Regions from separate parts of the Homo sapiens genome. Here region 2 is linked to region 1. A link is an interaction called in ENCODE POLR2A ChIA-PET data of the cell type or tissue named here. Cell type or tissue: OCI-LY7. All regions are shown on one strand. Each heading gives the region's core, and the rest is flanking DNA. Links, peaks and the distances in the headings are about the cores only.

What was found. Peaks named below come from ENCODE experiments on the same cell type or tissue, not always from the same donor. Only the 100,000 strongest peaks of a DNase experiment are listed, where the experiment ranks them.
Region 2: POLR2A ChIA-PET joins it to region 1 with 5 read pairs; 3 of 35 experiments call an interaction of 5 or more read pairs at or near these places.

Annotation. Positions count from the first base shown.
Region 1 is chr3:177,144,051-177,146,965 of GRCh38, reverse strand. The region is part of intron 1 of TBL1XR1 (TBL1X/Y related 1); the gene reads left to right. Among named protein-coding and RNA genes, the nearest start is that of TBL1XR1, 52 kb to the left of the region's middle. RefSeq lists a silencer at 2,131-2,425. In OCI-LY7, for the core only: no CTCF peak of the experiment used is centred there; a DNase peak (open chromatin) is centred at 1,855; H3K4me3 peaks cover 1,398 bases; H3K27ac peaks cover 2,442 bases.
Region 2 is chr3:177,298,688-177,301,602 of GRCh38, reverse strand. The region is part of intron 1 of LINC00501 (long intergenic non-protein coding RNA 501); the gene reads right to left. Among named protein-coding and RNA genes, the nearest start is that of LINC00501, 5.7 kb to the right of the region's middle. RefSeq lists an enhancer at 1,330-1,419. In OCI-LY7, for the core only: no CTCF peak of the experiment used is centred there; a DNase peak (open chromatin) is centred at 1,281.

The DNA.
Region 1 (2,915 bases), core at 306-2,805:
TTTGTGATGAAATGGGAAATGTTCATAAAATACTTGTGAATGCAAAAGTATGATGGTTTCAGAGGGAAAACTCTTGGGCATTATTTGAGTTATGAGCAGAACCAGCCTTCTTTAATTTTCGCTTGAAACAGTGACTCACTATGGTGATTCTGACATGAGCATTTTAGAGATATTTTCTCAAACAAAGTGAGCTTTTACTTTAAGGAAAACAACGGACGGTATTTGTTGCCAGTGATAAAATCTGAGATTTCACGTGATAGTTTGGGTTTTGGAAAATTATTAGATACTGTGAGCTTGATAGCTTCCTGTTATTTAGAATTTTTCTGATGATCTTGGTAAAAGTAGTAGTGAATACAACTTTTTTTTTTTTTTTTTTGAGATGGAGTCTCGCTCAGCTGCCCAGGCTGGAGTGCAGTGGCGTGATCTTGGCTTACCACAACCTCCGCCTCCTGGGTTCGAGACCAGCCTGGCCAACATGGTGAAACCCCCATCTCTACTAAAAATACAAAAAATTACCTGGGCATGGTGACGGATGCCTGTAGTCCCAGCTACTCGGGAGCCTGAGGCAGGAGAATCACTTGAACCCGGGAGGCAAAGGTTGCAGTGAGCCGAGATCACGCCATTGCACTCCAGCGTGGGCAACAAGAGCAAAACTCCCATCTCAAAACAAACAAAGCATATCATATGAAAGCCAGAAAACTGACTTAACCTGAGGCAGTATAGTGAAGATGTACTGCTGTACAAGCCAAATGAAAGCAAATTGCTTCTGAAATTCTGTTTGTAGAGATAGAGAAACCTTTGCCAGAATGATAGCTGCATATCAGGTACTGAACTAAGCAGATCACATATGAATACCAGCTCTTCCTTGTAGTCATTAAGATTAAAACACAGTCATCCTCTAAAAATATTTGTTTTCTGTATTAGCCAGACAGTTGTATTAAGTAGGTACCTGCTAGGAATTGCAATCCTTGCATCTTTCAGTTCTTTGACAATTCTTTCAGGAATGCAAATTACTTTTGTTTGGAGGGAGAGCTCCTGGGATCTCCATCAGACTTCCTGATAAAAACTACCCTGCAACTCCACCTGTCATGGCATCAGTATGGGAATTTTGTCTGTTGGAAAACTAAGACTGCCCTTTGCAACTATATGTTCAACACCTGGAGAAGATAACCAATAAATTGGGAGGGTTAATCTACTCTGATAAATGGACTTTTGACCAAAACTTTATTATTTGACCACTGTCATTCCTCTTTCTGACAAATGTGCCACATTGGTGCTATCTGGGTCTTTTAGAGATTTAAGAGTTAGCTTTTATAGTCCCAGAAAGGTCTGGGTGTTTCACTTTTCAAGTACATGGTTACCTTAGTAAGGGGCTGTTGATCTTTGTGGAAAGCCAAGAGGGAAATCACAGTACTTGTGATGTAATTATAGAGCTTTGTCTAAAGGATACCTTGCCTTACTGCCTTTATTCTAGAGGGTCTGCGAACTTTGAGAGGCTGTTATTTTTCTATCTTGGTGGCTTATGTCCCCCTTGTCAGGTCTCTGTATTCCATACATATTTGTTTACCCAGGTTAGGAGTTAGCAGACTTTTTCTATAGGGAGCCAGATATACAGTCACTGAAAAAAACAATGCAGTGCTGCCATTGTAGTGCTAAAGCAGCCATAAATAGTACATAAATGAGCTTTTCTGTTCAATTAAAACTTTATTTACTAAAACACAGTGGGTCAGATTTGCCTCCGGTTGTAGTTTTCATACCTCTGGTGTAGATCACATAGGATTATAGTGGAATGTCTTTATGTTACGGTTTTAGGGACTTTCCAAGGTTCCTGCAGACAAACCAGTTTGATAACCACTAGGTTCCTGTTCGTTAAGCTTGCCTGGTACCACTTGAAGTTATAATTAAACAGTCAACAAAATCAGCCTGTGCATTTGAGTTTTGGTTTTAAAGCTTTAGAGCAGGGGTTGGCAAACTGCAGTCTGCAGGCCAAATGTGGCCAGCCTGTTTTTTTGTGATCCACAAGTTAAAAATGTTTTCCATAATTTAAAATAATTGAATAAAGAAGATCAAAAAAGAATGATATTATTTTGTGACAAGTTAAAAATTACATGAAATTCAAATTTTCATGTGTAAAGTTTTATTGAAATACAGCCACATTGATTAATTTATGTGTAGGTTATGGCTGCTTTCTTTTTCTTTTTTTCTTTTTTTTTGGGACGGAGTCTCCCTCTGTCGCCCAGGCTGGAGTGCAGTGGTGCAATCTCGGCGCACTGCAAGCTCCGCCTCCTGGGTTCACGCCATTCTCCTGCCTCAGCCTCTGAGTAGCTGGAACTACAGGCACCCGCTACCACACCCAGCCAATTTTTTTTTTTCTAAAGTAGAGATGGGGTTTCACTGTGCTAGCCAGGATGGTCTCGATCTCCTGACCTCATGATCCACCCGCCTTGGCCTCCCAAAGTGCTGGGATTACAGGCGTGAGCCACCGCGCCCGGCCAGGTTATGGCTGCTTTCACTTCACAACTACACAGTTGAGTAGTTGCAACAGAGACCTTTGGCCTTGGAAGAATTACTATCTGGCCCTTTACAGAAAAACGTTTTCTAACCTTGGCTTAAGATGGAGAACGATTCTTTAATGTTGTACTTAGTAACTGCCTCTTTCTTTGTCAGTGCCATGAGTCAAAAATTTATGCTGTGAATATGTCACTTTGTGTTTTTTTTTGAGACGGAGTTTTGCTCTTGTTTCCCAGGCTGGAGTGCAGTGGTGTGATCTCAGCTCACTCCAACCTCCGCCTCCCGGGGTTCAAGCGATTTTCGTGCCCCAGCCTCCTGAGTAGCTGGGATTACAGGCATATAGCACCATGCCCAGCTAATTTTGTATTTTTAGTAGAGACGGGGTTTCTCCATGTTGGTCAGGC
Region 2 (2,915 bases), core at 307-2,806, 150 kb before region 1:
GAAGAGAGCTAGAGAATCTTAGGAAGGAAGAAAGGAAAAAAATTGGCTGGGCACGTTGGCTCATGCCTATAATCCCAGCACTTTGGGAGGCCAAGGCAGGTGGATCACCTGAGGTCAGGAGTTCGAGACCAGCCTGACCAGTATGGTGAAACCCCGTATCTACTAACAATACAAAAATTAGCCAGGCATGGTGGTGTGTGCCTGTAGTCCCAGCTACTCAGGAGGCTGAGGCAGGAGAATCACTTGAACCCGGGAGGCAGAGGTTGCGGTGAGCCGAGATCATGCCACTGCACTCCAGCCTGGGTGACAAGAGTGAGACTCCGTCTCAACAAAAAAAAAGGAAAAAAAGTAAGCCTTTTACTTTCTCCCACTTGAAACATACATGACTGCAGTCCATTTTACCTCCAGAGTAAATAAGTAAAAATGACCCAGACATTATCTTAATGAGGCAGAATTCATATAAGTGTGGGCCATGGTAGCAGGTTTGAATACTGACTCTCATTTCTAGGTCTGAATAGAAACCTCGGTTTAAATACTGACCCTTTGAAATCTAGGCTTGAATATTGACTCTCATTTCCTGGCTGTGTGACCTTGGCAAGTTCTTCTTTCTGATTCCCAGGGCATATGGCCACAGAACATGGTACATGATGGCAAGAATTAAACAGACAACATGTGTAAATAAATTGGTACGTATTAGGTCTTTGGTAAATGGTAGCTATTATTATTTTCAAAATAATTATTTCATTAAATTGAAAGAAGGGACTTGGAAAGACAATCAAATTAGAAAACATTCTGGAAACCTCTCCAAAGGCAACTTTTCCCACTTCCACGGCATCTATTACCTTTTTCGTGTCTACGGCAGGAGTGTGAGGGCCCTTTCCAGGGGAGCTGAGAATGGACAGTTTCAACAATGAAAAGTGGTAGTAGAGTCTCTTTCCTTCTCGGTACTATGTAGACCAACACAAAGCCTGGCTCTTTCTGGACTCAAGTAGAAAGGAGGTCTCTGCTCATGATTTCATGGTATCAGCTTTGTAGCATGCATCTGGATTAATTTTTATGAGCCCTTAGAGTATATCATTTACCAAGTTGTACGTGCAAGCAGGTTGCCTGACTTCCCAGAAACTAGGTTCACGAGATAGTGCTGAGCCTTTCCGGGTGAATGAATGACCAGAATGCAAGACCCTCCTAGCCCTTCACTGAACCGTGGCTCTCGAGGGTGTAGTTCTGCATGTATCACTGGGCTGCAGAAATGCTTTCCAGTCCAGCTCACAGCGCTATGCACACAGCTCCTCCTTCTCCATCTGAGGAGGGCATTTATAGGGCACACACAGCTGTCCAAAGAGGAACAACTCCTTCAGCAGCGCACTTTAGGCTTGGCTTTTGTGAGAGAAGAATAAACATGAGCTTTGTGGAAGTTAAAGATAAGAAAATACTGCGTCCTGGCTACAGGTCCAAGTCCAATCTCTTACACTCACAGAGCCCATCCTTTGAGTCATCAGCACAGAGCTTACCAGTCCTTACCAGTAAGGGCATTCTCTCAAGAATCTCAGGCTCTAATTCTAATCCTGAGTTAGGCTAGACAGCACACTTGCCACCCCCCACTTTGGTGTCAGGAGCTGATGTGCCAAATGTATATCAGGTCCTTAATTGCTGGGATGATTTTTTCACATTCACTTTTGGATCTTTTTTATCTTTTTCTTTTTTTTTTGAGACAGAGTCTCGCTCTGTCTCTCAGGCTGGAGTGCAGTGGCATAATCTTGGCTCACTGCAACCTCTGCCTCCCAGGTTCAAGCAGTTCTCTGCCTCAGCCTCCCGAGTAGCTGGGATCACAGGCACCCACCACCACGCCTGGCTAATTTTTTGTATTTTTAGTAGAGACGGGGGTTTCACCATCTTGGCCAGGCTGGTCTTGAACTCCTGATCTCAAGTGATCCACCCTCCTTGGCCTCCCAAAGTGCTGGGATTACAGGCGTGAGCCACCGCACCCAGCCTGGATCTTTATCTTCTATTATTTTGAGAGGATGGAAAAGCAACGTACAAATGCACTTTATAGCACTCTATCAGGCACTCTGAAAAAAAATGTGAACTCTCAGGCCAGGCGCAGTGGCTCACGTCTGTAATCCCAGCACTTTGGGAGGCCTAGAGGGGCAGTTCACTTGAGCCCAGGAGTTTGAGACCAGCCTGGGCAGCATAGCAAGACCCCATCTCTATAAAAAAGAAAAAAGTTTTCTAAATAAAAATTATAAAGTAACTTAAGAGTATAGTTTGATTGTTTGTAAGCCAGGTGTGGTGGTTCACACTTGTAATCCCAGCACTTTGGGAGGCCGAGGCAGCTGGAGCACCTGAAGTCAGGAGTTCAAGACCAGCCAGGCCAATATGGTGAAACCCCATCTCTACTAAAAATACAAAAATTAGCCGAGTGTGGTGGCGCACACCTGTAATTCCAGCTACTTGGGAGGCTGAGGCAGGAGAATCACTTGAATCTAGGAGGCAGAGACTGCAGTGAGCCAAGATCTTGCCACTGCACTCCAGCCTAGGTGACAAAGTGAGACTCATTCTCAAAAAATAAATAAATAGGCAGGGCATGGTGGCTCACACCTGTAATCCCAGCACTTTGGGAGGCCGAGGCGAGCGGATCACCTGAGGTCAGGAGTTCGAGACCAGCCTGACCAACATGGAGAAACCCCATCTCTACTAAAAATACAAAATTAGCCAGACGTGGTAGCTCATGCCTGTAATCCCAGCTACTCGGGAGGTGAGGCAGGACAATCACTTGAACCCAGGAGGCAGAGGTTGCAGTGAGCCAAGATCACACCATTGCACTCTGGCCTGGGCAACAAGAGCGAAACTCCATCTCAAAAAATAAATAAATAATAAATAAAAATTTAAAAATAAAAAATAATAATTGGATTGTT